Linked DNA regions of Homo sapiens: region 2 is linked to region 1. A link is an interaction called in ENCODE POLR2A ChIA-PET data of the cell type or tissue named here. Cell type or tissue: OCI-LY7. All regions are shown on one strand. Links, peaks and the distances in the headings refer to the core of each region. The heading gives the core; the rest is flanking DNA.

Region 1 (16,225 bases), core at 6,504-10,503:
GAAGTAGTTATTCAAACACAGGCTGGAAACAAGGAGAAGCAGCAAGGGTGTTCTTCACACACCCCAGCTCAGCTAGAACTAAGGTAGGTGGAGCCTCTCACTACCTTGGGTAAGAAAGCCAGGTGGCCCGAGTTCAAATCCCTAGCCCTGTAATTTAGCAAATGGAACCACTCTGTGGGTTCAACTCCTCGTATGTTAAAAATGAAGTTAGCCGGCCAAGGTGGGTGGATAGCTTGAGCCCAGAAGTTTAAGACCAGCCTGGGCAACATAGTGAGACCTCTTCTCTACAAAAAATTCAAAAAATTAGCCAGGCATGGTGGCACATGCCTGTGGTCCCAGGTACTCCAGAGGCTGAGGCAGAAGGATTGCTTGAGCCTAGGAGTTGAGGGCTGCAGTGAGCTGTGATCACGCCATTGTACTCTAGCCTGGGTGACAAAGTGAGACCCTGTCTCAAAAAAAAAAAAAATGAAGCTAATAATAGTATAATAATGTTATTGTGAGGATTAAATCAGTTAACACATGTAACTAGCTTACAATGTACTCACTGCTCACAAGAATTTAGATATCTGGACCCCATGTTGACACAAGAATAATACAGGGCAGTGGCAGGAGAATAGAAGATTCTAGGCAGGCTGGGGACGGTGGTTCATGCCTGTAATCCCAGCACTTTGGGAGGCCGAGGAGGGTGGATAAACTGAGGTCAGGTGTTCGAGGCCAGCCTGGCCAACATAGCGAAACCTCGTCTCTACTAAAAATACAAAAATTAGCTGGGCATGGTGGCATGTGCCCGTAATCCCAGCTACTAGTGGGGCGAGGCAAGAGAATCACTTGAATCTGGGAGACGGAGGTTGCAGTGAGCCGAGATCATGCCAGTGCACTCTAGCCTGGGCAAAAGAGTAAGACTCAGTCTCAAAAAAAAAAAAAAGGAAAATTCTAGGCAGCAGATTCATATGACTAATAAAAGGCAACTTTTGAAATGGATGCATAAGCTAGGGGTTGATAAAACCCTGAAAAATCAGAGTATAGGCCAAGCTGGCTAAGTTCGACTGGACCCAATCTGGGGCTGAATTTGACCTAGGTTTCTCCTAGGACCTCATTATACGCTCATTAACATACCAAATCATACACCCACCAGCACCTGGACAGTCCCAGGAACACCCATATTTGGTGTAAAAATGGGCGGCAACAAGGCTGGGCGCGGTGGCTCATGCCTGTAATCCCAGCACTTTGGGAGGCCGAGGTGGGGGGATCACAAGGTCAGGAGATCGAGACCATCCTGTGAATGGTGAAACCCCGTCTCTACTAAAAATACAAAACATTAGCCGGGCGTGGTGGCAGGCGCCTGTAGTCCCAGCTACTCGGGAGGCTGAGGCAGGAGAATGGCGTGAACCCGGGAGGCGGAGCTTGCAGTGAGACGAGATCGCGCCACTACACTCCAGCCTGGGTGACAGAGCGAGACTCCGTCTCAAAAAAAAAAAAAAAAAAAATGGGCAGCAACAGTTCTGAGAAATCTTCACCTTTTTCCAGGAACCTTCATGAATATTCTGCCCCTTGGCTAAGGAAACCCATAAAGATAGAAACCCCAAACCCGATGGCATAGCTCTCTGTCTTGAGAACACCTGCACCTCCCTTTCTTGAGTGTGTACTCTGCACTTTGCAATAAATCTCAGTACTTTCACTATTTTTCTGCTAGTCCTTGAATTCCTTCTCATGACAGTGACAAAACCTGGACACCAGCAGGGGTCGAGTTCCCACTGGCTTTTGGGGACTTCACCACAGAAGATAAGAAATGACCTAGTGTATCTGGTCAATGAAAGGTCACCTTAGACAAGGGGACTCCTTCCAGAGACTCTGCAGTGCCACTGCAAATGGTGGGATAGGCTGTTTACTGCATAAGGAGGCAAGACTGGGCTAAATTCCAGCCCATACCCGGACCATTTGACCCAGAAGGAGCATCTTTTTAATTTTATTTTTTAAATTAATTTATTTATTTTTTAATTTTTAAGACAGAGTCTTGCTCTGTCACCCAGGCTGGAGTGCTGTGGCGTGATCTCTGCTCACTGCAACCTCCACCTCACAGATTCAAGCAATTCTCATGCCTTAGCCTCCCAAGTAGCTGGGATTACAAGTGTAAACCATCACATCTGGCTAATTTTTGTATTTTTAGTAGAGACGGGTTTTGCCATGTTGGCCAGGCTGGTCTTGAACTCCTGGGCTCAAGCGATCCTCTCGCCTCGGCCTCCCAAAGAGCTGGGATTGCAGTGGTGAGCCACCATGACTGGCTCGTCTATAATTTTTACTTAACAGTAATTATCTTCCATATAAATCAAGGGAGAGGAAGGGTTAGCTATGCATTAATTCTCAACATCCATTAATTCTCAACATCCTGTCCACCTAAAGAAAGAAACTAAGGCAAAATTAATACAGAGAATTTATTTGGGCAGAGTTTGAGGACTCCAGCCCAGGACACACTTCCAAGTTGACTGGGAGAGTGCTTTGTTTGGCCTTTGTTATTAAACAGGGTTTTAAAAGCAAGAAGTGGGCTGATGCAAAGTTGTTTGACAGGAATTCTCACTGGTTTACAGAGATGACATTGGTTAGCAACTGGCTATGTTAGTAGCGGTGAATCAGTGAATCTGTAGGGTTCTGCAGCAACCTCAATTCTTGCCTCATCAGAAGAAAGAATTTGACCCAGGGGCATAAGGCAAAGTGAGAGACTGAGGCAAGTTTTAGAGCAGGAGTGAAAGTTTATTAAAAAGCTTTAGAGTGGGAATGAAAGGAAGGAAAGTCCACTTGGAAGAGGGCCAAGTGGGTGACTTGAGAGATCAAATGTGTAGTTTGACCTTTGACTTGAGGTTTTATATGTTGGCATTTTTCTGGGGTCTTGCATTACTTCTCTCCTGATTCTTCTTCCCTTGGAGTGGGCTGTCCGCATGTACAGTGGCCTGCCAGCATTTCAGAGGGGCTGCGTGCGCAGCGTGTTTACGGGAGTTATATGCATGCTCACTTGAGGCATTCTTCCCTTAGTCAAATACTCTTAGAAGGTCATATACCAGTTAAACTCTGCCATTTTGCCTCTTAGTGTGAATGTCTGAGCCCACTCACCCAACTTGGAAGGCTGTTCATCACTAGTATCTGGTTTTTCTAACTACTGGGAGACTGCCTTTCCCTGGCACTAGGTGTGACAAGTGGCGTGATCTTGGCTCACTGCAGCTTTGACCACCTGGGCTTAAGCCATCTTCCCACCTTAACTTCCTGATTAGCTGGAACTACAGGTGTGCACCACCACACCCAGCTAATTTTTGTATTTTTTGTAGAGACGTACTTTTGTCATATTGCCCAGGCTGGTCTCAAACTCCTGGACACAAGGGATCTACCTGCCTTGGCCTCCCAAAGTGCTGGGATACAGGCATGAGCCACCATGCCCAACCAAGTGATTGGTTAACATCAGTTTACCTCAGTTTACTTTTTTGTTAAGGATTAAAGCAGAGAGAACTTCATTATCATGCCAATTGAAACTGGCCTGTTCAGGAAGTTAGGCTGTTATCTCTCTCTTGATTTATGGGAAGGTCAGATAACAAATTAGTTTTGGTTTGGTGGCATGGAAACCTCAGCCTGAGTGATTCCATTTTGATTTTTAGTCTGGTCTGCTGGGGCCTAGTACAGAAGCTTAGACCAAAAGAATGGCTATGTATATATATAGTTTACCATATGATCGAGCCACTGCAGTCTAGTCTTCTCATGTGTGCCTGACTAGCTACTATAACAGCTAGACATCGTTGAGCTATAGGGTATGGGATATGGCATCCAGCATATGGCATTTGGTGACTACTTGGCATCAGTTGATCTAGAGACTATGTAGCAAGTGGCTTCAAGAGGTAATTGTGGCTGGGTGTGGTGGCTCACACTTGCAATCCCAGCACTTTGGGAGGACGAGGCAAGAGGATCGCTTGAGCTCAGGAATTTGAGACCAGCCTGGCCAACATGGCAAAACACATCTCTACTAAAAATACAAAAATTAGCCAGGTGTGGTGGTGCACACCTGCAATCCCAGCTACTTGGGAGGCTGAGGCACGAGAATCACTTCAATCTGGGAGGCGGAGGTTGCGGTGAGCGGAAATAATGCCACTGTGCCCCAGCCTGGGTGACAGAGCAAGATTCTGTCTCAAAAATTTTTTAAAATTAAAAAATTAAAATGGATCACGAGGTCAGGAGATCGAGACCATCCTAGCTAACACAGTGAAATCCCATCTCTACTAAAAATAGAAAAAATTAGCCAGACGTGGTGGCGGGCACCTGTAGTCCCAGCTACTCGGGAGGCTGAGGCAGGAGAATGGCGTGAACCTGGTAGGCGGAGCTTGCAGTGAGCCGAGATCGCGCCACTGGCCTCCAGCCTGGGCGACAGAGCAAGACTCCGTCTCAAAAAAAAAAAAATTTAAAAAGATGCACCTTCTGGGCCAAATGGTCACAGTATGGGCTGGATTTTAGCCCAGTCTTGCCTCCAGTCTTGCACTCTAGCCTGAGCAACAGAGCAAAACTCTGTCTCTCTAAAAAAATAAAATAAAAAGTAGAAGTCTAAAAATTGTTTTTAAATTAAAAAAAAAACAGGAAAAGGAAATTTAAAAAACAATCACTTATTTCTCTATAGTTCTGTTTCCTTGTGCCTGCCTTGCAGAGGAGAACTTTGAAATGACCAATCCGCCAGGCGCGGTGGCTCACACCTGTAATCCCAGCACTTTGGAAGTCCGAGGTGGGTGGATCACGAGGTCAGGAGACTCTGCTCGGCTCATTGGAACACTTATTCTATTTTATGGAATGAAGTGTTTAATTTATTTAGGATATTTAAAGATATTTAAATTTAAGATATTTAAACTCTTAGGTTGGGTGCAGTGACTCATGCCTGTAAACCCAGCACTTTGGGAGGCCAAAGCAGGCGGATCACCTGAGGTCAGGCATTTGAGACCAGCCTGGCCAACATGGCAAAACCCCATCTCTACTGAAAATATAAAAAAATTAGCCGGGCATGGTGGTGTGCGCCTGTAATCCTAGCTACTCAGGAGGCTGAGGCAAGAGAATCACTTGAACCCGGGAGGCGGAGGTTACAGTGAGCTGAGATGGTGCCACTGCACTCCAGCCTGGGTGACAGAGCAGGACTCTGTCTCAAAAAAAAAAAAATTATTACAGATATTGTTTAATATTATATTTATATTATGTAAATAATATATTTAACATTTAAACACAATATATGTATATAATAATATTTATTATATTTCAAGCGCTCGATAGCTACATATATATACATATATGCATACAATAGAACATTCTGCTAAGTGAAATGAGCCAGTCACAAAAGGACAAATACTGTATTAATCCATTTATAAGAGGTTCCTAGCATTGTCAAACTTATAGAGACAGAAAGTAGAATGGTGGTTGCCAGGAGCAAGGCGGGTGATGGGGGAGTAGGGAAGAAAGGAATCAGGGGTTGTTTAATATGTAGACAGTTTCTGTTCTGTAAGATGAAAATGTTCTGGAGTTTAATCCCACAACTATATGAATGCAGTTAATGTTACTGAACTGTACACTTAAAAATGGTCAGGATGATAACTTTTATATTATATTTTACTACAATTAAAAATAAAACATTGTTAAAACAAAAAAAATCTATTTTACTTTTTCTCTTTACTTTTAAAAATGTGCCCAACAGGAAAATTTATTACTACTCATGTGGTATGCATTATATTTCTGTTGATGCTACTCTAGAAAACAGAATTTTGATATCCAAGGGTTTTTTAACAAAGTAACTTGATCATGAGAAATAAAAATAAAATCCTAAACCTCCCAGCCAACTGAATGGGCCCCCTCTTGGCCAACCGGATCCCAGAAAATCTTTAAATGCTGAGCTCCCAGTCATGTTGGGACAGGAGGTCAGACACACCTCAGGAGGCCCCTTCCTTACTAACCTCAGCCAGAATTCTTTCCTAAGGAATAAGCAGAGAGCAGCTCTAGAAAACAAGAAACAGATGAGGCGTGGTGGCTCACACCTGTAATCTCAGCACTTTGGGAGGCTTAGCTGGGAGGATTGCTTGAGCTCAGGAGTTCATGACCAGCCTGGGCAACATAGTGAGATCCTGTCTCTACAGAAAAATTTTAAAAATAACATTAATACAGAAAAAAAGGAAACAAGAAACAAAGAATTCATTCCTTTATCACCTCTAGTCAATCACCTGAGGCCGTGACCAGACTCCCCGTCTCTTTTGCAGTTTCCACACAGCAACTGACCAGCACTCCTTCCTGTTAAGAGGTCACCAACCATAGAGCAGTTCTGGGCAGGGTATAGAGGCTGCAGTGAGGGACAGTGAGCTCTGTGTCCTCTGCTTCACCTTTTGACATCAGAGGGCTGAAAACACCTCCCTCAGATCATGCTAATGTCGCAGTTTTTGGAACATGCAACCCATGAAGAGGCATGAAGTTCAATTGTACATGTGCATGTTTCTTGTTTCATAAATATTCATGAGTCCTTCTATAGCTTACTGCGTATGTATACTCAGCCAACCAGCTCAGCATAAATTTCTGTTTTACACTTCCCATTCTTTTTTTTTTTGAAGACAGAGTCACGGTCTGTCACCAGGCTGGCATGCAATGGTATGATCTCAGCTCACTGCAACCTCTGCCTCCTGGATTCAAGCGATTCTCCTGCCTCAGCCTCTTGAGTAGCTGGGACTACAGGCATGCACCACTATGCCCAGCTAATTTTTGTATTTTTTAATAGAGACAGCGTTTCACCATGTTGGCCAGGAGGGTCTCGATCTCTTGACCCCGTGATCCACCCGCCTCAGCCTCCCAAAGTGCTGGGATTACAGGCGTGAGCCACTGCACCGGCCTCTACACTTCCCATTCTTGAAGCTCCTGTTCCCCATCTTCTGTCACAGGCTATGCTTCCCAACCTGTCAGAATGGCCACCTTGTGGATCACCTGAGGTTAGGAGTTCGAGACCAGCCTGGCCAACATGGTGAAACTTCGTCTCTACTAAAAATACAAAAATTAGCCAGGCGTGGTGGCGGGTGCCTGTAATCCCAGCTACTGGGGAGGCTGAGGCAGGAGAATCGCTTGAACCTGGGAGGCACAGGTTGCAGTGAGCTGAGATCGCCCCATTGCCCCACTGCACTCCAGCCTGGGCAACAAGCACGAAACTCCGTCACAAAAAGAAAAAAAAAGAATGGCCCAACTTGCAGGCTGCAACCCTTTATGAGAAATAGAACCCTGCCTTCGAAATTTGTGACCCTCATCACTCTTCAGGTGACAATATAGACTGAAGAATGAGGAAGAGGTAACTAACCAAGCTTGAGGTGTCCACATTGGGGTAGGGTTTGAGGTTAGGAGGGTTGGAGAGCTTTTGAGGCAGAAAGAACAACTTGAGTAAAAGCCCTGAGGCAAAAGAGAGAATGGAGTGTTCCAGAAAGAGCAGTGAAGCTGGAGTGCACAGACAGAGGGGAAGAAGGCCCTGAGGTGAGGCCGGAGAAGTAGGCAGGGGCCAGCTCAGTGGGGCCTGGAGGCCTTGCTAAGGACTTTGGCCTTTATCTCAAAGCAATGGGGGCCAGGTGCAGTGGCTCACACTGCTAATCACAACACTTTGGGAGGCTGAGGTGGGCAGATACCTGAAGTCAGGAGGTGAGACCAGCCTGGCCAATATGATGAAATATGTCTCTACTAAAAATACAAAAATTAGCTGGGTATGGTGGCAGGCGCCTGTAATCCCAGCTGCTTAGGAAGCCAAGGCAGGAGAATTGCTTGAACCCGAGAGGTGGAGGTTGCAGTGAGCCAAGATAGTGCCACGCACTCCAGACTGGGCAACAGAGTGAGGCTCCATCATAAACAAATAAATAAATAAAGTAAATAAATCAAGCAAGCAAGCAAGCAATGGGAGGGCAGCAGGAGAATGGCAGGAATGCCTTTTAAGAGATTGCTCTTTCTGGCATCTCCGATGCAGGGAGCCAGAGCCTATGTGTGTGTGCCCCTTTTTGTTTAATTTTCACACTTTTTTCATGAGATTAACAACGTTGAACTTTACCTAAGCCCTATGCTCCTGGAAAACGGCAAGAGTTAAGACATCTCCCAACCTTTTGTTTTTCACACTCCCCTCATCCTTTTGTGTTCCTGGAAATTGCTTACCTGTAAGAACCACTGGCTCCTCCCATTAATTAATTAATTAATTATTTCTTTTTCTTCTATGTTTGTTTTTTGTTTTTGTTTTTGTTTTGAGACAGGGTCTCACTTTGTTGCCCAGGCTGGAGTGCAGTGGTGCATTCATAGCTCACTGTAGGCTCTACCTCCCAGGATCAAGTAATCCTCCCACCTCTGCCCCCAAGTAGCTGGGACACCTGGCTAACTTTTTAATTTTTTGTAGAGATGGAGGTCTCTCTTTTTTTTTTTTTTTTTTTTTGAGATGGAGTTTCACTCTTGTCACCCAGCCTGGAGTGCAGTGGAGCGATCTCGGCTGGCTGCAACCTGCAACCTCTGCTTCCTGGGTTGAAGCGATTCTCCTGCCTCAGCCTTCTGAATAGCTGGGATTACAGGTGTGTGCCACCATGCCCAGCTAATTTTTGTATTTTTAGTAGAGATGTGGTTTCACCATGCTGGCCAAGCTGGTCTCAAACTCCTGACCTCAGGTGATTTGCCCACCTTGGAACTACCAAAGTGCTGGGATTACAGGTGTGAGCCACTGCTCCAGGCTCCACTAATTTAGATAAGACTCCCTTCTATAGGATTCACAGATGACTTCCAGGTATTTGTGACAAGGTCAAATGCAGACCCTTCAACTTCGAGTTCCTTTTTTCATGAGCAATTAAGATTAGAATTGCCTGTCCCCCTGAAACTAGAGACAAAAGTAAACATTTTCTGTTCAGCTGGTAGAGACTTCCCCTGATTGCAAAACCATTCTAACTGTTCCTTATGCAACTGTGACTTGCCCATTCCTAACTATAAAGGTCTAAGGCAAAGCTACTTTGCCAGAATACTTTGATCTTCACATCTAGATGGCTCTCCCTATTGCAATAGCCTTAATAAAATCTTATCCTTAATTTTCCTATGCATTTTGTCTCTTTTTTTTTTTTTTGAGGCAGTCTCTCTCTGTCACCCAGGCTGGAGTGCAGTGGAGCAATCTTGGCTCGCTGCAACCTCTGCTTCCCAGGTTCAAACAATTCTCCTGCCTCAGCCTCCCGAGTAGCTGGGATTGCAAGTGCCCGCCACCATGCCCACCTAATTTTTATATTTTTAGTAGAGACGGGGTTTCACCATGTTGATCAGGCTGGTCTCGATCTCTTGACTTCGTGATTTGCCCACCTCGGCCTCCCAAAGTGCTGGGGTTACAGGCATGAGCCACCGCATCTGGCCCTCATAAGTCTATTTTTAAAAATTTATCCTTTACTTGGTCACTTCCCCCCTTCAAATATCACAGGTTTTCTTTTAATTTTTTTCTCAAAGTATAAACAGTATGAAATATAAACAAGCTTTTGCATTGCACATGTAGAGGTGTGTGCAATTCAAGCATCATGGAACTATCTACACACCAAAAAAAAAAAAAACCCATCAAATCTTAAACAATTCCTTAAAAATATCAAGGCTCAGAAAGAACTAAAACCCACTTTTTTTTTGTTACACATAAAATTCAAATATTCTGTCTGAAGAAATACACTTAATCATTTTCGCTGTCTTCTACATCTGCATGGTGGTATACTTACAAAAATACGCCTGTATGATCATGTTTAATCTTACTGTTTCCAGCCAGTTTTTTTTGTTTGTTTTTTTTCTTGAGACGGAGTCTCACTCATTGCCCAGGCTGGAGTGCAGTGGCATGATCTCGGCTCACCGCAACCTCTGTCTCCCAGGTTCAAGCAATTCTCCTGCCTCAGCCTCCAGAGTAGCTGGGATTACAGGTGTGCGCCATCACGCCTGGCTAATTTTTGTATTTTTAGTAGAGATGAGGTTTCGCCATGTTGGCCAGGTCTCGAACTCCTGACCTCAGGTGATACACCTGCCTCAGCCTCCCAAAGTGCTGGGATTACAGGCCTGAGCCACTGCACCCAGCCTCCAGCCAGGTATAAAACCTCAAAACCAGCCATCCAGAAAAAACAGGTAATCAGAAAGCTGATCTCTTCCCCACCTCTCTAACCCCAATAACTATGAGGTCAGTTTTATGACAGGACTCCAAACACTGGATTGTGATGAGAAATGCTAGGTCCAGTTTCTTCATAATCCTTTTTGGCATGGCGTACTCATAGACGCCAGCATGTATCCTCCAAATCAGACTGTATTGCTACATGTGTTGTGTAGTGATTTGTGTATCAATAGGTTTTGGCCTCAATCTACTGCTACTCAATTCCTCACTTAATTCCTGGCATCTTAGAGTTCAAATCTCTCATAAGCAATATTCAAAGTACCTGAACATAGTTGAACCACCAGAGAGGACAATATTCTTGCAGGGAAGATGTCTGACATTCACAGGACAATCCTGAATTACTTCATCTACAACTTCCGGGGTAGGTTGTGTGAAGTCTGGATTAGCAAACTCTGGATTTAAAAAAAAAAAAAAAGATCTCAGGTCCCAAGAATCTCTCATACTAAACATCAATGAAAAGGTCCTTGTTTGAAATGGCATCAGGCCGGGCACGGAGGCTCACTCCTGTAATCCCAGCACTTTGGGAGGCCGAGGCAGATCACGAGGTCAGGAGTTCAAGACCAGCCTGGCCAATATGGTGAAACCCCATCTCTACTAAAAATATAAAAATTAGCCAGGCATGGTGGTGCACACCTGTAGTCCCAGCTACTCGGGAGGCTGAGGCTAAAGAATCAATCGCTTGAACCCAGGAGGCAGAGGTTGCAGTGAGCCGAGATCACGCCACTGCACTCCAGCCTGGGTGACAGAGCAAGACTCCATCTCAAAAAAAAAATAATAATAATAAATAATAAATAAAAAACAAAAGGTTCAGAGAGCTTCCAAGTTGGTGAAGTTGGTGAAACGTTGTAGCCACGTTGGACAGAGGAGTGAGTAACTTGGGAACTCACTACTTTCAACTGATATCTGAAGTAGGGGACAGTCTGCTGGGACTGAGACCTTAACCTGTGGTTAAGGTCTGACTCTAGGTGGATAGCGTCATAACTGTATTGTAAGACACCCAGATGGTGGCCAGAGAGCTGTTAAATTGTTTAAAGTGAAGGAAAACCCCACACACATTTGGTGTCAGAAGTAAAAAATGATGTGAGCAGAGTTTTTTTTCTTCTTTTACTATAAGAAGTGTGAAAGTTAGGTCGGGCACGGTGGCTCACACCTCTAATCCCAGCACTTTTGGAGGCTGAGGCGGGCAGATCGCCTGAGATCGGGAGTTTGACCAGCCTGGCCAGCATAGCGAAACCTCGATTCTACTAAAAATACAAAATTTAGCCGGGTGTGGTGGCAGGCGCTTGTAATCCCAGCTACTTGGGAAGCTGAGGCAGGAGAATCGCTTGAACCTGGGGGGCAGAGGTTGCAGTGAGCCAAGATCGTGCTATTGCACTCCAGCCTGGGCAACGGAGCGAGACTCCATCTCAAAACAAAAAGAAGTGTGAAAGTTTTCAGAATCCAAATGGAGTTACTTGTGTCAAACCCAAACATATGGCTGGGGAAGGCCATGAAGGGAGAGTTCTCATCACGCATGTATGCAGCTTTGAATGTGGCCCAACACAAATTCGTGAACTTTCTTAAAACATTGCAAGATTTTTTTGCAATTTTTTTTTTACCTTATCAGCTATTGTTAGTGTTAGTGTATTTCATGTGTGGCCCAAGACAATTCTTCTTCTTCCGATGTGGCCCAGGGAAGAGAAAAAGATTGGACACCCCTGACTTAGAGTTAGAAGTGAGACCTACGTCAAGATCACCTTGAGTAATGTAATCTTGGCTCACTGCAACTGCTGCCTCTTGGGCTCAAGCCATCCTCCCTATTCAGTCTGCCAAGTAGCTAGGACTACAGGTGTATACCGCCACAACTGGCTAATTTTTGTATTTTTTTGTAGAGACAGGGTTTCTCTATGTTTCCACAGGGCTCAAGTGATCCACCCACCTCAACCTCCCAAAGTGCTGGGATTACAAGCATGAGCCACCATGCCCAGCCTCTGGTGAGTCTTCTCTCAGGCTGAACCTCCCTCTTTTTTTGTAGAAGCTCTTTGACTTTATTTGGGGTCTGGTCTGGTAATAAGGCCTTTTTTTTTTTTTTTTTTGAGATGGACTTTCATTCTTGTTCCCCAGGCTGAAGTGCAATGGCACGATCTCAGCTTACTGCAACCTGTACCTCCCAGGCTCAAGCGATTTTCCTGCCTCAGCCAACCAAGTAGCTGGCATTACAGGCATGCGCCACCATTCCTGGTTAATTTTGTATTTTTAGTAGAGATGGGGTTTCACCATGTTTGTCAGACTGGTCTCGAACTCCTGACCTCAAGGGATCCACCCGCCTCAGCCTCCCAAAGTACTGGGATTATAGGCATGAGCCACTGCGCCCGGCCAAGACCTCCTTAATAAATGACCTTGCATCCTTCTTGGGACTATAAAAGGCTTTTGTCTTTTCTGGCAAGCACGTCCTATGAGGATAGCATCATCACAGAGCAAAGTCTGGTTTGTACAGAATTTATGTTCTCTCTGTGAGGCACCCCTTTTCCGGTGAATTCTCTTTTGTTTTTTTCTGCATGCCTGATATAATATTTCCTGTGGTCCACACACCTGGCTTAAAATTTTTGAGGCTGTCTTACTTTGATATCATTTTGGATTGGTTACGTGTATCTGCAAATGATTTGGGGGTTCTTTTATTTTTCCCTGCTTGTTTCTGAACATTTTCTGAGGGCAAAAAATAAACATTCTAAGTGGTGGGCACAGGTGGGCCAATGAAAAGCCACTAGGGGCTGGGCGTGGTGACTCAGGCCTGTAATCCCAGCGCTTTGCGAGGCCGAGGCGGGCAGATCACCTGATCAGGAGTTCAAGACCAGCCTGGCCAACATGGCAAAACCCCATCTCTACTAAAAATACGATATTAGCCAGGTGTGGTGGTGCATGCCTGTAATCCCAGCTACTCGGGAGGCTGAGACAGGAGAATCGTTTGAACCCAGGAAATGAAGGTTGCAGTGAGCCGAGATCGTGCCGTTGCACTTCAGCCTGGGCAACATGAGCGAAACTCCGTCTCAAAATAATAAAAAATAAAAGCCACTAGGGTAGTTGCCACCATCTATGAGGGACTCTTGTCCCTGAAGAAAAAGTCTCCCATGTTAAGATAAACAGGTATGATTATTACTGGGGTGCCTGCCAGTCTCAAGAAAATTGCCATGTGACTAGGAAAAACTTGGTCACAGGTTGGACAACTTCGGATAAAGGCCATCTGCCAGGTATAAAAAAAGTATTCTGTGCCAGGTACACTGTAAAAAAAAAAAAACACGGGTCCAAGCCCCTGACATTCCCAGCAGGGCTTATAGGGGTTTCTTCTGCTCTCAAAAGATTAATAAAAAATTGGACAGGATTCTCAAAATTCTAGGCATGCCAGACTTTCTGGGATGGCATTCCAGCTGGAAAGATATTCAAAATTGATGGCCTAATCTCATGCACATTTTTAAACTGATGGGCAATCTATACCAAGGATAATTTATGGCCATTATGGGAATTATTTGAATTTTCTAAACTTGTTTTTCTCAGAAAACCTCAACTACAGAGTTAAGCAGTCTAAACGTTGGATGCATGAAGAGGCTTCTGATCGCTCTATGTACTTTTGTTGTTGTTGTTTATTCTGAATCTGCTAATTTTTTCACTTGTATTAAGATAAATCTTTTTTTTTTTTTTTTTTTGAGACGGAGTCTCGCTCTGTCGCCCAGGCTGGAGCGCAGTGGCGCAATCTCGGCTCACTGCAAGCTCCGCCTCCCGGGTCCACGCCATTCTCCCGCCTCAGCCTCCCGAGTAGCTGGGACTACAGGCGCCCGCCACCACGCCCGGCTAATTTTTTGTATTTTTAGTAGAGACGGGGTTTCACCATTCACAGGATGGTCTTGATCTCCTGACCTTGTGATCCGTCTGCCTCTGCCTCCCAAAGTGCTGGGATTACAGGCGTGAGCCACCGCGCCCAGCCAAGATAAATCTTTCACTAAAGGCTGCTTGGAGCTTTTCATTTTTCCTCCAACCCCTAAATGAAATATAAACATCCAAGAGTTCACTAGAACAACTCATTTGAAACTGAAAAAAGGGGGGGAGAAGGTTAAAAAAAAAAAGCCTTTTTAAAACCAAAGTGCTATGGAAACTGCCCAAAATTTGGTTCACAGCCTTCATAATATTACATCTCAGGACAAATAAAAATTTTCAAGTTTAGCCATATGAACATGACCCTAACTTGTCCCATTTTGTTAGGGATATAATTTGGATCCAACTGTATTTTTATAAGCTGACAAGTTTATTACTGTTTTACTGTGTGATGATTAGAATTTTAAAGTAAAAACTATAATTTTTTTGTTTTTCTTCATCTATATGTTTTTACGTTTTTGTGTCTACATATTTTATGTATATTATTTTAAATTTACAGAGATCTCTAATTGGCTTGAAGGAAAATAATTAAGTGCTTAAAAAGTAATTTATTAGAAATATAGTAATTAACACAAATGCTTTTAAGTTCACATGAACATAAATCTATACTTTTTTTTTTTTTCTGATATGGAGTCTTGCTCTGTCACCCAGGCTGGAGTGCAGTGGCACAATCTTTGCTCACCACAACCTCCGTCTCCTGGGTTCAAGTGATTCTCCTGCCTCAGCCTCCCGAGTAGCTGGGATTACAGGCATGCGCCACCACTCCTGGCTTATTTTTTGTATTTTTAGTAGAGACAGGGTTTCACCATGTTGGCCAAGCTGGTCTCGAACTCCTGATCTCGTGATCCGCCTGCTTCAGCCTCCCAAAGTGCTGAGATTACAGGCGTGAGCCACCACGCCTGGTGGGTAAATCTTTTGTAAGTAAACTAATCTTAAAATTGTTGGTAAAATAGGCTGGACATGGTGGCTCACACCTGTAATCCCAGCACTATGGGAGGCCGAGGTGGGCAGATCACTTGAGGTCAGGAGTTTGAGACCAGCCTGGTCAACATAGTGAAACCCCAACTCTACTAAAAATACAAAAATTAGCTGGGCATGGTGGCACACACCTGTGATCCCAGCTACTCAGGTGGCTGAGGCAGGAGAATCACTTGAACCTGGGAGGTGAAGGTTGCGGTGAGCTGAGATCGTGCTATTGCACTCAAGCCTTGGTGACAGAGTGAAACTCCACCTCAAAAAAGAAAAGAAAAAAAAAATTGTTGGTAAAATAAAAATAAAAATGTCTTCAGAATTCTTAGCATAAATTTTTGCCTGAGTTTACTGGTCAGAAAGTTCTATATTTGTCTCCGCTAGATGTTCTAAGGTCATAGACCCACAAATCCAGCCTTAAAAGCAAAATTATCTTTGTGTAATTCTTTGATGAATAAGGCTACTTTAATATTGTTTAAATTTTTTTTTTGTAGTGATGGAGTCTTGCTATGTTACTCAGGCTAGTCTCAAACTCCTGAGCTCAAGCAGTTCTCCTGCCTCAGCCTCCCAAAGTGTTGGGATTATAGATGTGAGCCACTGCACCTAGCCAGTAAAAAATTGTTTTAAAAAAGAACATGAATATATGTTTTTAATTTAAAAATAATAATTATATCTAATTCAGACATTATTTAAAGGTGGTTTCAAAATATAGATTTAAGAAGAAAATAAAAACAAGGCAAAGAAATCAATAAGTAGGAAGAGACATGCAAAGAAAATTATAAATATGAGAAGGTATCTTTGGTAAGAAAGATGAAAAAGATACATAACTTTGTATGAGAAAGAATCTTGTGTGGTAAAAATGATAAAGAAAAAGAAAAGCAAATTTTTGTCCTAAGGTAGAATAATTATTTGTTCCAATATTAAAAAAGAAAGTCTAAAACAAAATTAGGCCTAAGCAAGCCATAAGAGGTTTGAGCAACTTGCAAAAGGTTTGTGAAACATGAATCTTATGAAATAAATTTTGTATGTAATCAAGTTGGCTAAATTTAGAAGGAAATTGTTTATAAATTTTTCTGAAAATTGAATATACTGATACAAAACCCAAAACTAGTTCTCTATGTTTAAAGCAGCAAGGGTTTCCTGGAGTATCATTGCTCTTAGTTAAAAAAAAAATTA
Region 2 (16,225 bases), core at 8,070-12,069, 64 kb before region 1:
GGAGGATCAACTCCAGGAGTTCAAGATCAGCCTGGGCAACATAGTGAGACCCCATCTCTACAAAAAACTAAAAAATTATGGCTGGATGTGGTGGCCCAGGCCAGGCACAGTGGCTCACGCCTGTAATCTCAGCACTTTGGGAAGCCAAGGTGGGTGGATCACCTGAACTCAGGAGTTCAAGACCAAACTGAGCAACATCAACATGACAGAACCCTGTCTCTACCTTTTGGTAGCCAAGCATGGTGGTGCATGCCTGTGGTCCCAGCTACTCAGGAGGCTGAGGTGAGAGGATCACTTGAGCCTGGGAGGCAGAGGTTGCAGTGAGCCAAGATCCCACTACTCCACTCCAACCTGGGTGACAGAGTGAGATCCCATTTCAAAAAAAAAAATAAATGGCATATAGACCCAGCTACTCAGAAGGATTGCTTGAGCTCGGGAGATCAAGGCTGCAGTAAGCTATGATTGTGCCACTGCACTCCAGCCTCCAGCCTGGATAACAGAGTGAGACCCTGTCTCAAAACAAAACAAAAAACCTACTAGGGCCGGGAATGGTGGCTCACACCTGTAATCCCTAGCACTTTGGGAGGCTGAGGCGGGCGGATCACAAGGTCAAGTGATCAAGACCATCCTGGCCAACATGGTGAAACCCGATCTCTACTAAAAACACAAAAAAATTAGCTGGGCGTGGTGGCACACGCCTATAGTCCTAGCTACTCCAGAGGCTGAGGCAGGAGAATTGCTTGAACTCAGGAAGTAGAGGTTGCAGTGAGGTGAGATCGGGCCACTGCACTCCAGCCTGGTGATGGAGCAAGACACTGTCTCAAAATAAAACAAAATAAAACAAAAAAAACCTACCAGAAAGTCCGGAGCTAACATTATATTTAATAGTGAATGCCAGGCATGGTGGCTCACGCCTGTAATCCCAGCACTTTGGGAGGCCAAGGAGGGCAGATCACCTAAGGTCAGGAGTTTGAGACCAGGCTGGCCAACATGGAGAAACCCCATCTCTACTAAAGAAAAATAAAAATAAAAAAATAAAAAAATAAAACATATAAAAATTAGTCAGGTATGGTTGTGCAGGCCTGTAATCCCAGCTATTCGGGAGGCTGAGGTAGGAAAATTGCTTGAACCCAGGAGGTGGAGGTTCCAGTGAGCTGAGATTGTACCACTATACTCCAGCCTGGGCAACAGAGCAAGACTCTGTCTCAAACAAACAAACAAAAAATAGTGAGACACTAGAAACTCCCACTACAATCATAAACAAGGCAAGAATGTTCCCTCTTACCACTACTCTTCAACATCATACTGGAAGTCCAAGCCAATGAAATAGGACAAGAAAAGGAAATAAAAAGTATACAGATATACAGATGAGGAAGGAAGAAATAAAACTGTCTTTGTTTACAGGTGAGATGATTATCTCATCAACAAAAGAATCAACAAAGAAACTCCTAAAACTAATAAGAGATTATAGCAAGGTTGCAGGATACAATGTGAGTAGATAAAATTCAATCACTTTCCCATAACTAGCAATGAACAAATGAAATTTGAAACTAAATACACAATACTATTTTTATTAGCACCCCCAAAAATAAGATATTTAGGTATAAATCTTATAAATCTAACAAAATATGTACAAGATCTATAAGAAAAATTACCAAAAAAAAAAAAACTGTAGGAAAAGGGAAAAACCCCTACAAAACTGATAAAAGAAATCAAAGAACAACTAAATAAATGAAGACAGATTCTATGTTTGTGGATAGAAATCAATATTGTGAAAATGTCAGTTCTTGCAACTTGATCTATGGATTTGATGCAATCCCAATCAAAATAAACAGTGAGTTAGTTTGTGGATATTGACAAACTGATTCTAAAGTTTACATGGAAAGGCATAAGACACACAATAGCCAAATCAACATTGGGAGAGAAGAACTAAGTTGGAGGACTCACACTACCCAATTTCAAGACTTACTATAAAGCTACAGTAATCAAGACAGTGTGTTATTGGGAAAGAACAGACACATAGATCAATGGAACAAATAGAGAGCCCAGAAATAGACCCACATAAGTATAGTCAACTGATCCTTGAAAAAAAAAAAAAAAAAGCAAAGGCAATACAATGGAGCAAAGAGAGTCTTTTCAACAGATGGTGCTGGAACAATATGCAAAAAATTAATCCAGATGGAGACCTTACAACCTTCAGAAAAACTAACTCAAAATGAATCACAGACCTAAGTGTAAAAACACTCAACTATAAGATAACATAGGATAACATAAACTAGGAGCCAACAGCAGCCAGCAGCTGCAGAAGAAACGCCCCCACTGACTGAGCCCTTACTGTGGACCAGGCTTTGTGCTTCACATCAATCACTCCCGTTAATCCCCCTTATTATCACACTCCCCCCTTAATACATGAGGAAATTAGGTACAGAAAGTACAGTAAGAGTGAGTATCTGGCCCAAAGTCACCAGCTTGCTCTTTATCTCCTTGCTATATTATCTCTGGATGCTGAATTCCAGAGATTTGACTAAAATCTTTATTGACATAAATATACCCCATGGCACTGAAATAGCTGAGGTCTGAGGCAGACTGAATAACCTTAACGGTTAATGACCTGCTAGATCAACAAAAATATACATCAGGTATCTACAATATGCGAGACAAAAAATTTTTTAAGTAACAATTTATTGAGCTTTCACTCAAGTTTGGTATTCAAAGTTGCAAGCACTTGACATTTTTTTACACCATTTAATCCTTACAACAACCTGCCAGGTACATGCTCTTATTCCCATCCTATAGATGAGGAATGAGACTCAATGAGAGGAAGAACATTGTTTTTAAGTGGAAGAACTTGGATTAGAATAAACAGAACTCTAGAATCCATGCAATGAGTTACCACCTTCACTCTCACTCGAAGACATTGCACTGCCTACACCATGGCCACATCTATCACTAACACAGAGCCTTAAGACTTAGGAGCTGGCTGGGCATGGTAGTTCACACCTGTAATCCCAGCAGCATGGGAGGCCAAGGCAGGAGGATCACTTGAGGCCAGGAGTTCAAGACTAGGCTGGGTAACATAGCAAGACCTTATCTCTCTGAAAAAATTACATTTAAAAAAAAATAAATAAAAATTAAATAAAATTTAAAAACTGATGAGCATTCCTGTGTGTAGTATGCGATCTTCACAGCAACCCTGTAAAGTAGGTGAGACAGAGATCATAGGGATTTTATAAATGAGGAAACTGAGGCACAGATGCCGAGAAATGTACATTGTGGGCATACCCTGAAAGCCCCACCCACCAGGTGAGACCATCAAAAATTCTAAAGAAAGGAAAAGTCAGGAAAAGAAACACACATCAAAGGCTCTCAAGCAGACCTTACAATTGAAAAACTGCTGCTTTGTCATTTAACAAACACATTTTTATTCTCTGTTAATTACTTACCGGGGTTCTAGGACTGACTGAGAAATACGGGCTTCTTTCTATTGGTCACATTCACAGCCAACATTTCCTCTGTGCCAGGTCAGAAAGACAGTGGTCACCTTCGTGAATAATTTCCTTGAGCAAAGCTGCTCTCAGCCTTGACCAAAGCAGCCTTTCCAGGGGCTGGTCTATACCCATGATCTCTCTTCTCTGGCACACAGAAAGTGAATGGTCAGACTCATCTCTTGAATGGCAAGCCACGTGTTTATTACATTTCTTGTTCACCAGACCCACTTTATTAAAAAGCGAAATGACAATCAGAAAGGTTAAGTGACTTAGCCAAGGTCACACAACTTGGAAGCAGCAGATCAGGAAGAAAAATCCAGGTCTGCTAGGTAGGCCAGTCTTCTGTCCAAGGGTGTCCTAGGACCAGGTCATCTCAGCCATGTGGGGTTGCCAGATGTTTCTGCATGTGGATAAAGATAGATAGGCCAAGGGCTATGAGGGGGCAGAATAAGCTAGAAATTCCCAGAACTTTGGTCCTAGAAGGGCCCTTAAGAATCATCCAGGCTGGTTGTGGTGCCTCACGTCTGTAATCCCAGCACTTTGGGAGCCCGAGGCGGGTGGATCACCTGAGGTCAGGAGTTCAAGACCAGCTTGGCCAACATGGCGAAACCCCATCTCTACTAAAAACACAAAAAAATATCCAGGAGTAGTGGTGCACACCTGTAGTCCCAGCTACTTGGGAGGCTGAGGCATGAGAATCACTTGAACCTAGGTGGCGGGGGTTGCAGTGAGCCAAGATCGCGCCACTGCACTCCAGCCTGGGTGACAGTGCAAGACTCCATCTCAATTAAAAAAAAAAAAATCATCCAATCCACCCATTATATTGATGGGCAAACTGAGGACCAGGCAAAGAAAGCAACTTGCCAAAAATTACACAGCTTGAAGTGGCAGATCAGGTCCAGAACCCAGGTCCACAGCAATGTCATCATTCAAGTGAGTTTGGAAAGCAATTTGCAAAAGCTGCTGTGGGGATGGCAAAGCAATCAATCCACAAGATTTTTTTTTCCTTAGCAGGTCCAGGTCATGCACAAAAAGTACAAGGTGTAGTCTCTGTCCTTAAGGAGTTTACAGTCTAGCTAGAAAAACTGGCATATACACAGGAAAACAGAATCAATACCATAAAACATCAGAACAAGCAGCAGCTGTATCAAGAATTTAAAGGAGGCAGAGAGCAGCAGGGTTGGCTGTGTGGGAAGGCTTCCTAAAGAAGGGCTTAAGAAAGCTGGACTTTGAAGCATGAATAGGAGTCCAACAAATGGAAAGGAATAGGTATGTCAGTCCAGGAAAGAGCGTGAACTCATAAAGGGGTTTTGTGGGAGATGAAGCCAAAATCGCAGACAAAGGCTAGGTCTTGGGGGCTGGGGATCCTTTAGATGCGTTTGGTCTTGGGTCTATGAAACAATAGGTCTTCAAACTTGTTCAGGAGCAGATCACTTGGAAGCCTCTGAGCTCTTCAAAGAATTCCACAAGTGGCTGATCACACTTCATTCCAGGACAATGTTCATGTCGGGAAACATAACCATTGTTCTACATCTGTAATATAAAACCACAACCACAAGCGTGCATGCCTGTGAACAAAATAAGTCCTCAAGTCAAACAGGATCAATCTTTCTCAAATATTCCTATCAACAGTTATCTGCCCTTGATCTCTTTCTTCTGTCTCTGTCTTCTGCAGCCTGTGTACTGGTAGACAACACGTACACATACCACTGCTTTTCACAAAATATGGGGGAGAAAAACTTAAAAATTGAGAGAATTCTGAAAACTTACTTTTTTTCTTTATATTGGAAAAAGGAAGTCTGATAATTTTAGGGGTTCAAGGCAATGCCACATAGAGCAGTATCCTCTCTGAGCCTCAGTTTCCCCATCTGGCATGAAGGGGTTGGAGATGGAAACATCATCTGAGGCCAAGTTTTGGACACATAATTTGCCCAGTCTGGTCATCTTCATGTCTCCTGGGTTCTCTGAACAATGAAAGCAATGGGGGTCCAGTCTTTCCATACGTGTCCACAGTTCTAAGCAGCAGAGAGAGTAGCTTTGGTGGGACTAGCTCTGTAACCATCAGCTTCTGCAAAGGCCAGGGGGTCAGCATGAGATGTCAAACAAGGATTTTTGTGCTGGGCCCTGAAGTGAGCACAACACCCCAGTGGCTGACATCACAGGCCCCTTTTGGAGTGCCCCCAGATGCTTCTCTCCTCACCTGGGGCTCCCCATTGGCCATCTTGGGCTCCTGAAGCCTTCCTGACTGCTCAGTCTTGAAGGAAGATGAGTACCTTCATCCCTAGGTCACCTCGCCAGGAACGGGCAGCACCCTGTGCCTAGGATGTAGGCTTCTATGAGCTGGCAGGGGCATGGAATTCTCGGAGAGTTCGTGTGTCGTGTCCCCATTGCCTGAGGGAGCTGGGAGGTCACTAGAAGCCGGATGTAGTAGCCGCCAAACACTGCCAGCAGCTGGCGGGCCATTTCCTAGAAGAGGCAGGGAAGCAGATTGAATACCACAGGGGAGCCCCTTGAGGAAAAAGGGCTTAGGCACCAGGGGAAGGACATGCTGCTTTCTTGCCCCTGGACCCAGCAGTGATGCTCTCTAGGAAGAACCAGGCCAGGTCAGCACCTAGGACTCTCAGAAGATGCCAGCCTGGTCCAGAAGCCCAGTTCTGCAACTCATGGCCTGTGGGGCTCCTGCAGCCTCAATGTCCTCGTTGCCAAGGTGAGTAACTAACTGCTGAATGGCAATAATAATACGCACAAAAAAAATATGCAACCTCGAAGCCCTAGAGAAATTACCAAATTTCTAATTATCTAATTTTTTAAGCCTAGCTGGCCAGGCATGGTTGTTCAAACCTGTAATCCCAGCACTTTGGGAGGCCGAGGTAGGAAGATCACTTGAGGTCAGGAGTTTGAGACCAGCCTGGGCAACAGAGCGAGACTCTGTCTCTACAAAAATAAAATTAAAATTAAAAATATATTTTAAAAATATAAAAAGAAAGTAAACCTAGCCAGCCACAAATACATTTTTTCCACTTTCAAATGTCTATGAGTCTGTAAAGTACATGAGATCAAAGTGACTCACTTGAAGAAAATTACTAGTTAAATGTGGAGGTGGGGAGAGGAATATTCCCATTATAGCAGAATTAGTTAATTCATACAAGGTACCTGGTAGATTTCTTTACACAAGTACTCCTAACATATTAAAAGAAACTGCTTACATTTAAATATGATCACTGACAGTAAAAAAAAAGAAAGAAAAACATAAAAAAGGGAAAAAAGAGATTGCTTATAAAAATTAGGTTTATCACAAAAGGACATGTACTGTATGATTCCACTAATAGGAGGCACCTAGAGTAATCAGTTCACAGGGAGAGAAAGTAAAATGGTGGTTTCTAGGGGTTGAGGGTGGGGAGGAAGGAGGGAAGGGGAAGTTAGTGTTTAATGAGCACAGAGCTTCAATTTGGGAAGAGGAAAACATTCTGCAGATGGCTGATGGTGATGGTTGCATAACGATGTGAATGTACCTCATGCTGCTGAACTATATACTTAAAATGGTTAAGATGGTACATTTTATATTATGTATATTTGCCACAATAAAACAATTTTAAGTAAAAAAGGATTAAAAAATTGAATGTAATGTACTTTTTTTTTTCTTTTTTAAAGACACAGTACAGCCGGGTACAGTGGCTCATGCCTGTAATCCCAGCACTTTGAGAGGCCAAGGCAGGAGAGATTACTTGAGGTCAGGAGTTCAAGACCAGCCTGTCAACATGGTGAAACCCCGTCTCTACTAAAAACACAAAAAAAATTTAGCCAGGTGTGGTGGCACATGCCTGTAATCCCAGCTATTTGGGAGGTTGAGGCAGGAGAATCACTTGAACCCGGAGGCAGAGGTTGCAGTGAGCCAAGATGGCGCCATTGCACTCCAGCCTGGGCAAAAAGAGCAAAACTCCGTTTCAAAAAAAAAAGACATGTGATCTTACTATGTTGCTCAGGCTGGTCTTGAACTCCTGGGCTCCTGCCTTGGCCTCCCTACAGTGTTGGGATTACAGGCGTGAGCCACGGCGCTAGGCCTTAATGCACATTCTTATTAACACAGTTGGTCTGTAAAGATCCATTCACTGGTCTAGAAGATGGGATCTCAGGGGAAATGCTTAACTTCCTTAAGCATGGGGTTGAAGCTCTTTTGCAATACTTGTGTCCACTCTGAATGTAATGAAATGAAGTGTGGGTTACGCTAGGTATGTCTGTAGAGTTAGTAATTAAGGATAGGCTTTAAAGTCAAAAAGGCCAAGAGGGAGTTTCAACTCAGCCACTCTATGACTAACCCAGAGCAGTCACTTCACATTACTGAGCCCATTTCTTCATTGGTAGAATAAGGAAAATAGTGGCACTGACCCCTCTAAGTTACAGTGAGGATTAAAGAGACTAATAGAGGCCGGGCGCGGTGGCTCACACCTGTAATCCTAGCACTTTGGGAGGCCGAGGCAGGTGGATCATCTGAGGTCAAGAGTTCAAGACCAGCCTGGCCAACATGGTGAAAACCCATCTCTACTAAAAATACAAAAATTAGCCAGCCATCATGGCAGACGCCTGTAATCCTAGCTACTTGGGAGGCTGAGGCAGGAGGATTGCTTGAACCTGGGAGATGGAGTTTGCAGTGAGCGGAGATCACACCACTTCACTCTAGCCTGGGCAAAAGAGCAAAACTCCCTCTCGAAAAAAAAAAAGAGAGAGAGAGAGACTAATAGACAGAAAGCATTGAGCCCAGTGCCTAGTGCTCCACAAATGGCATCAATATCTTTCCATCATTATCACTCAAAAAAGCAGAAACCCCACATGGTTCATAAGATTAGCTTTTGTTTCAAGTTATCCTTTGTGCTAGAAAATATAAAACACTTCAAATAGTTTACCACTCACTAACTCAGATTGGTCTTCTCGCCAGTTTACTCTAAAATCAATAATGTAAGAAGCAAGGAACTGTAGCAAGAACACTGGCCTACTTAGAATCAGCAGGGCTGGCTTCTGCCATGGGCTTACTGCACTCTCCCTTTCTGGCAACCTTGGGCCAGTCAGCTGACCTCTTGGAACCTTATTTCACCCACCAAGGAAAAAGGGAAAATAATTCATACCTCGAAGAGTATGCTAATGAATTTTATGCATGAGAAAAATCTGTAAAAATGTAAGAGGTCATTATCGCTATCTTTCCATCTTTTACAGACACTAGGTTCCTACTGAAATGTGACCATCTGGCCCAGGTTGAGACTTGGGCATCGATTATATTTTCATTAACTAAATTATAAGGGCAGCTACTTTAAAAACATGTGCACACACTTGATACTCATGATAGGAAATTATATTACTATTGGTTTGAGTAAATCTAAAAATAATCACTTAAAAGACCCATATTTAAAGGGCTATTGCACAAAAACCCACACACGCATGTCACAAGAAAGTACACAACCTTATCAATCTCTTCTCTTTAAAAAAAAAAAAAGTCAATAGGATAAAGTGAAGAGGTTAATACAGTTATCATTTCTCTCTTTTTTTTTTTTAATATTTTGGCAGGGCACAGTGCTCACACCTGTGATCCTAACACTTTGGGAGGATGAAGCGGGTGGATCGCTTGAGCTCAGGAGTTCAAGACAAGCCTTGGCAACATGGTAAAACCCCGTCTCTAAATAAAAATTTAAAAATTAATATAAAAAGATAAAAGATTTTAATAGAGGCCGGGCATGGTGGCTCATGCCTGTAATCCTAGGACTTTGGGAGGCTGAGGCGGAAGGATCAACTTGAACTCCTGGACTCAAATGATCCTCGCGCCTCAGCCTCCCAAAGTGCTGGGATTACAGGCACGAGCCACCGCATGTTCCTGTCATTTTCTCTTTTAAATAGTACTACTTGCAGGCTTCCTACTGCCCACCAGCACAAAAGAGTAAGCCTGGACTGGTTTGGACCTTGAATCCCCAAATCTCTTGGCTGAAAAGATATAAGTGCTCTTCTGAAGTTTCAAATGTCACCTGAGGTCACCATCACTGCTTGTCTCCCTGACAGTGGGTCTGTCCTCATCATGAGAAGAAGGTAAGCACAAGCTGCACATTTTCAGAATTCTGGTCTGCCAGTGCTTAGCCATAGCCAAGAGACAGTGTGGATGGCAGGACCCAACAGAACTCTGGGGCTGCAGGAACTGAAATTCAACAGAAATGCAAAGAAGTGGGAGGTTGAGGTGGGTAGATCTCTTGAGCCCAGGAGTTGGAGACCAGCCTGGGCAACATGGCAAAACCCTGCCTCTAATAAAAATACAAAAAATTAGCCAGGTGTGGTGGCACATGCCTACAGTCCCAACTACTCAGGAGACTAAGGTGGGAGGATTGCTTGAACCTGGGAAGTTGAGGCCATAATGAGCAGTGATCACACCACTGCACCCCAGCCTGGGTGACGGGAGTGAGACCCTGTTCTAAACAAAAAAAAATTCAAAGAAGAGTCAACTGTCTAACTGCAATTAAAGTAGATGGATGAATGGTTGGATAGATGAATAAATAATTGATTGACTGAGACCCAAATGTTCATCAGTATGTTCATGGTTAAGTAAGCTATAATCTATCAACATGCAACTACCCATCCAATGCAACCATCAAAAAGAATATCCAAGATATTAAATAATGCAACAAAAAGTCCCAATAAATATAAAATGCTTCCTGTTAACTATCTTTTTAAGTGCTAGGGTGAAGAATGAAAAGATTGAAAACTCCTGAGCTAGATTTGTGTGGTGTCTACTAACTGAGAGAAGCATGTCTTGGGGAATCTAAGAAGCCCCCACATAGGCTTTCTCTATGCAAATTCCCCCGAGGGAAGATGGCCCCAACAAGCCCCAGTGCCTGTTACCTCCGGCTCAGCCTCAGGAACAAGCTGATGAAGCTCAGTCTGCATGAGTGGCCTCTCGTTAGGACAAGAATTGCCGGGCAGGAGAGGAGCATCCTCCAAGTTCTCAGGCCCCTCCGCTGTTGCAGGGCTCACCCCAGTCTCCATGACAACACACAACTGGCTCAATCTGCTTCTCAGCAAGGACTGCAAAGGAAACAGAGAAGGGGCTCAGGAGTGCCTAAATCAGGTGGTATCTGCGAGGCTGAGTCCCTCCCCAAGCTGCAGACCGAGCAGAAGATGAGGTCTCAGACTCAGATGATGACCTCAGAAAAAGCTGGTCGCATTCGGGATATTACATAATTCCCTACAGATGGTCATTAATAGCTCTAAATATTTTTCCTTTTATAACCAGGCATGGTGGCTCATGCCTGTAATCCCAGCACTTTGGGAGGCCAAGGCAGAGGGATCACTTGAGACTAGGAGTTCAAGACCGGCCTGGCCAATATGGTGAAACCCAGTCACCACTAAAAATACAAAAATTAGCCTGGTGTGGTGGCACGCACCTGTAGTCCCAGCTACTCAGGAGGCTGAGGCATGAGAATCGCTTGAACCTGGGAGGCAGAGGTTGCAGTGTGTCAAGATGGCGCCACTGCACTCCAGCCTGGGTGACACAGCAAGACTCTGCCTCAAAACAAACAAACAAATATTTTTCCTCTCATGCTCTCACTTGCTCAAAGCAGCCTGGGATGTGGGTATCTTTATCCATATGTTGCAAATGAATAAACTGAGACTCAAAGGCCCTGCCTGAGGCCACACAGGAACTAATGAGCCAAATTCAGGGCTAAGTCACAACTCTGACTTCAAGACTCACTGCAGCCGGGGCTCAGAAAAGGCTAATCCTAGAGAAGGAGCCCAGGGCTTGGAGACAGGAGGCCTGGCCTCCAAACCTGGGCATCACCAGCCAGCTCCATGACCACAGGCCGGTAACAGGTCATCCCGGAGCCTGTTTCCTCCTCTGTAGAAGCAGAGCAAGATCCCTCTGATTTTCTTAATAAACGGTAGAAAGGCACTGTGAACAAGTAAAAGTTGCCTCAATGCATGATACTTTGGAATCCACCAAAATTTATTAATATTATAATTATAAAGAAATATATGGCCGGGCGTGGTGGCTCACACCTGTAATCCCAGCACTTTGGGAGGCCAAGGCAGACGGATCACCTGAGGTCAGGAGTTTAAGACTAGCCTGGCCAACATGGTGAAACCCCGTCTCTACTAAAAATACAACAAATTAGCCAGGTGTGATGGCAGGCACCTGTAATTCCAGCTACTCCGGAGGCTGAGGCAGGAGAATCGCTTGAACCCACGAAGCGAAGGCTGCAGTGAGCAGAGATCACTCTACTGCACTCCAGTCTGGGCAACTGAGTGAAACTCTGTCTCAGGAAAAAAAAAAAAAAAAAAAGAAGAAATATATGCTCACCATAGGAAATGTAGAAGAAGCGAGGCATTAAAAAGAAGCAGAAAAGCAGCCATAATTCCCTAGGCAAAACAACCACTGATTGCTCGTAGGTATTCTTCCAAGTAACTTTTTCTCAGACATTTTCCCACCCTTAAGATAATGAAATCGATACAACTTGGCCTCCTGGTTTTTGTTTTGTTTTTTCACTGAAGATATCTTACCTCTTGGCTAGTCTTCATTTCTTGAACATGATCAGACAAAAACTGCACACAGTTCTCCAGGTCGAAGTAGACAAACCAAAGCTGTGGGGAGAAGCAGCAGTGACCACCGTGGCTCAAGGGCAGCCCAACCCTGAACTCTTCCTCCCTGAGACAGTCCTATTTAGCCTGCTGTCTGGCAGGAAGGTGCCATTTGGCACCATGACAATGTCTCATTTGTATGGTTGGTAGAAAAATGGCTTTGTGTGCACGTTTAGAAAAGGTCAAACCCTAGGCCAGATGCAGTGGCTCACACCTGTAATCCCAGCACTGTGGGAGGCCGAGGCAGGCAGATCACTTGAGGCCAGGAGTTCAAGACCAGCCTGGCCAACATGGTGAAACCCATCTCTACAAAAAATACAAAAAATTAGCTGGGTGTGGTGGTGGACACCTGTAATCCCAGCTACTCAGGAGCCTGAGGCACAAGAATCACTTGAACCTGGGAGGTGAAGGTTGCAGTAAGCCAAGATCACACCACTGCACTCCAGCCTGGGTGACAGAGAAAGACTCTGTCTGAAAAGAAAAGAAAGAAAAGAAAAGAAAAGAAAAAGTTAAACCCTGTTCAAAATGGCTGCGGCCCCATTTCCCACAAGCTGCTGAGCATCCCAGACAGACTCCGAACCCTCCTGGACATCACCTGTCCACCTGAGGCTACCTTCATCCTCAATGGGCGGGGCGTGAACATGCAAATGAGTGAAACCCTTCAGAGCTGACACCTGTGGCCCACAACCAGGTCTGAGGTAATCAACCTGGTTGCCTGTGGGGACAGAAGCAGGGTGAGAAGTCCGTACCCCACCTGTGCCTCCCCTTCCACCCCAGGGGCCGGCCAAGCTAAATTTAACCAGGCTGAAATCTTCCACATTCACATTACGACAACCTGTCAAGACCACAGCTGCCACACATCCTAATTGAAGTTCTTGGAGAAACTGGTGGCCCTTGCCCCAAACTCCCATCCACTGGCCACCTCCTCTGGTTCCCAGACCTCCTTCCTCCCACTGACTGACCCATGAGACCCAAAGTCACAGCCTTCTTGCCAACTAGTCTCCCAATGTCATACCCACAAGGGAGGATTTCTCAAATGGTTCCTTTAAAGCTTTTTACTATGAAAATTTCCTAGCATATTCAGAAGTAGATGACAGCAACCCATCCTCCCGCTGCAACTGTTAGGTCACCTCATGGCCACTCTTGGTTCATCTCCATCCTCACTCGGTACCCGTCCCCAACACCCCAACCTCCACTGCACCCCCCAGTGAATCTGAAGGACATGCCAGATAGTGTATCACCTCATCCCAAGATACTATTTAGAAACTGAAAGACTCAAGTTGTCTAAAAAGATGTGTCCATTCTTTTTTTTTTGAGACAGGGTCTCACTCTGGCACCCAGGCTGGAGCGCAGTGGCGCGATCACAGCTCACTGCAGCCTTGACATCCCGCGCTCAGGTGATCCTCCCACCTCAGCCTTCCAAGTAGCTGGGACTACAGGCATGCGACACCATGCCCAGCTAGTTTTTGTACTCTTTGTAGAAACAGAGTTTGCCATGTTGCCCAGGCTGCTGGTGTTGAACTCTTAGATTCAAGCAATCCACCTGCCTCAGCCTCCCAAAGTGCTAGGATTATAGGGGTGAGCCACTGAGCCCACCTGATGTGTCTCTTTTTTGTTTTGTTTTGTTTTTATTTTTTTTTTTTGAGATGGAGTCTCGCTCTGTTGCCCAGGCTGGAGTGTGGAGTGCAATGGCACAATCTCAGCTCACTGCAACCTCTGCCTCCCGGGTTCAAGTGATTCTCCTGCCTCAGCCTCCCAAGTAGCTGGGACTACAGGCGCACACTGCCACGCCCTGCTAATTTTTTTATATTTTTAGTAGAGACGGGGTTTCACCACGTTGCCCAGGCTGGTTTCGAACTCCTGAGCTCAGGCAATCCATCCGCCTCAGCCTCCCAAAGTGCTGGGATTACAGATGTGAGCCACCACGCCCAGCCCATTCTTTAGTCATCTATCCATCCGTGCATTCATCTAACACATGTCAAGCCACTCCTACGTGCCAACGGATAAAGGAGATTCAAAGATAAACGAGGCTAAAAAGGACCCCCACATTCCAGGAGCTCCCAGTCTACAATGTCACACTTGAACTGCCGAGAATCTTGTGATGTCATCTGCTTCACTCCAATGATAGGCAAGATCATCTTATACCTACACCATCTTGGGTGTGATAGGCTCCACAAACATAGGGACCTGCATGTGTTCTCTGCTGCAGCCTCAATCCCTGGGACAGTGCCTGGTACACAATAGGCTCTCAATAAACATTCGTGGAGGAACTGAGGCAGGTGCATGAGGAGCCTCTTCCCAGGTCCCCCGTGCACACCTACCTCTGGGCTCCCACCAGGCAAGGGGCCATGACTGGTGAGAATGCAGATGTGGTGCCAAGGAGGTTTTGCAATTCCACTGGGCAGATCAGGCATGGATGGAGGAACAGGAGAGTTCAGCCAGGATCAGGAGATCTGGCCTAACTGTGTTCTGACCCACCCTGCCACGCCATACTAGTCACTTTCAGATCTCCCCCCAACCTTCGGGGCAAAGAGAATGACCAAGCCAGGCAAACAAGGCCTTCAGCATCTGACCTGCCTCTCCGGCCTCATCTCTCCCCGCTGTGTCACTCTGGTATAGCCCCAGCCATGGTGAGCTCCATGCAGCCCTTCAAAGGGACCCTGTGTACCTTGCCTCTCAGCCTTGTTGGGGGCTGTCCGTTTGCTATAAGGCCAGAGAGGCTACTGTTGACTGTCTCACTGTATGCCTGTCATCCTCTGCCAGGACAGGGACCTTGCATGGGCCCCTCAATGTCGCCAGTGTCCAACCGAGGGCACAGCACAGAGGAGGCTCCGTCTGCTGAATAAATGCCAGGTGAGCAGCAAGGTGTGGACATTATCTGTGCTTCCCTTCCAGCCCTGCCACGTGGAGGTTCCAGGCCACTGGTTACTGCACAGAGAAGGTGTCTTGAGGAAGAAACACCAGGGCAGGGAGGAAGGAAAGGGCTGCCAACAGCCATCTCATTAGCAGACTACTGCAAACACTGTGTAGGCTGGGAGAACATGAGGCCACTGCTCTCCATTAGCCCAACATAAAACTGGGCCATCAGGAAGAGGTAACTATGAGACACAGCACCTGAATCACACTCTGGCATCCTTCCACTGTGTCTGTCACCCCCAGCAGCACCCGGTGTCTCAGGAGGGCTCCATTGGCAGCTGCCAGCCTCAGGTCCGTGTTGGTGTTGGCCTGTAAGACAAACGCCAGGCCCATCACCAGACCTCCATGCTACTGGGGAGCTCCCAGGCTCTGGGCAGTAGAAACACACCATCCCACCCCCAGATGCCAAGGGACAATCCCCACCCTCAGGACTGTCCCATTTCCTCCCCTATTAAATGGTCGGGGGTGGAGGCAGTCACAGTGACTCATGCCTGTAATCCCAGTGTTTTGAGAGACTAAGGCAGGAGAATTTCTTGAAGCCAGGGGTTTGAGGCCAGCCTGGACAATGTAGCGAGATGCCGTCTCTATAAAAAATTGTTTAAAAATTAACTACGTGGGGCCAGGCGCGGTGGTTCACGCCTGTAATCCCAGCACTTTGGGAGGCCGAGGCAGGTGGATCACAAGGTCAGGAGTTCGAGACCAGCCTGGCCAACATGGTGAAACCCCTTCTCTACTAATAATACAAAAATTAGCTGGGCGTGGTGACACACACCTGTAGTCCCAGCTACTCGGGAGGCTGAGACAGGAGAATTGCTTGAACCCAGGAGGCAGAGGTTGCAGTGCACAGAGATCACGCCACTGCACTCCAGCCTGGGCAACAGAGTGAGACTCTGTCTCAAAAAAAAAAAAAAAAATTAACTAGGCATGTTAGCATCCACCTGTAGTCCCAACTACTTGGGAGGGTGAGGCGAGAGGATCACTTGAGCCCAGGAGTGTGAGGTTATAGTAAGCTATGATTGTGCCACTGCACTCCAGCCTAGGTGACAGAGTGAGACTCTATCTCTTAAAAATAAGGGAAGAAAAATAAAATGAGATGGGGGATAGTTGGAACAGTAAATTCAATAGTGTCAGACAGCCCTGGGATAAAGCCCAGCTCTGCTGCTTCCTAGCTATATGGCCCTGGACAAGGTATGTCCCTTCCCTGAACCTTATTT

What was found. Peaks named below come from ENCODE experiments on the same cell type or tissue, not always from the same donor. Only the 100,000 strongest peaks of a DNase experiment are listed, where the experiment ranks them.
Region 2: POLR2A ChIA-PET joins it to region 1 with 5 read pairs; 13 of 35 experiments call an interaction of 5 or more read pairs at or near these places.

What each region holds. Positions count from the first base shown.
Region 1 is chr9:114,567,337-114,583,561 of GRCh38, reverse strand. No RefSeq gene overlaps it. Among named protein-coding and RNA genes, the nearest start is that of ATP6V1G1, 12 kb to the left of the region's middle. RefSeq lists an enhancer at 1-350. In OCI-LY7, for the core only: no CTCF peak of the experiment used is centred there; DNase peaks (open chromatin) are centred at 8,442 and 8,863; H3K27ac peaks cover 476 bases.
Region 2 is chr9:114,632,863-114,649,087 of GRCh38, reverse strand. TMEM268 (transmembrane protein 268) reads right to left here. Exons shown (of 9, transcript NM_153045.4): 6 at 15,210-15,320; 7 at 12,018-12,098; 8 at 10,362-10,544; 9 at 2,666-5,954. The coding sequence ends at 5,775. Among named protein-coding and RNA genes, the nearest start is that of TEX53, 17 kb to the left of the region's middle. In OCI-LY7, for the core only: no CTCF peak of the experiment used is centred there; no DNase peak of the experiment used is centred there.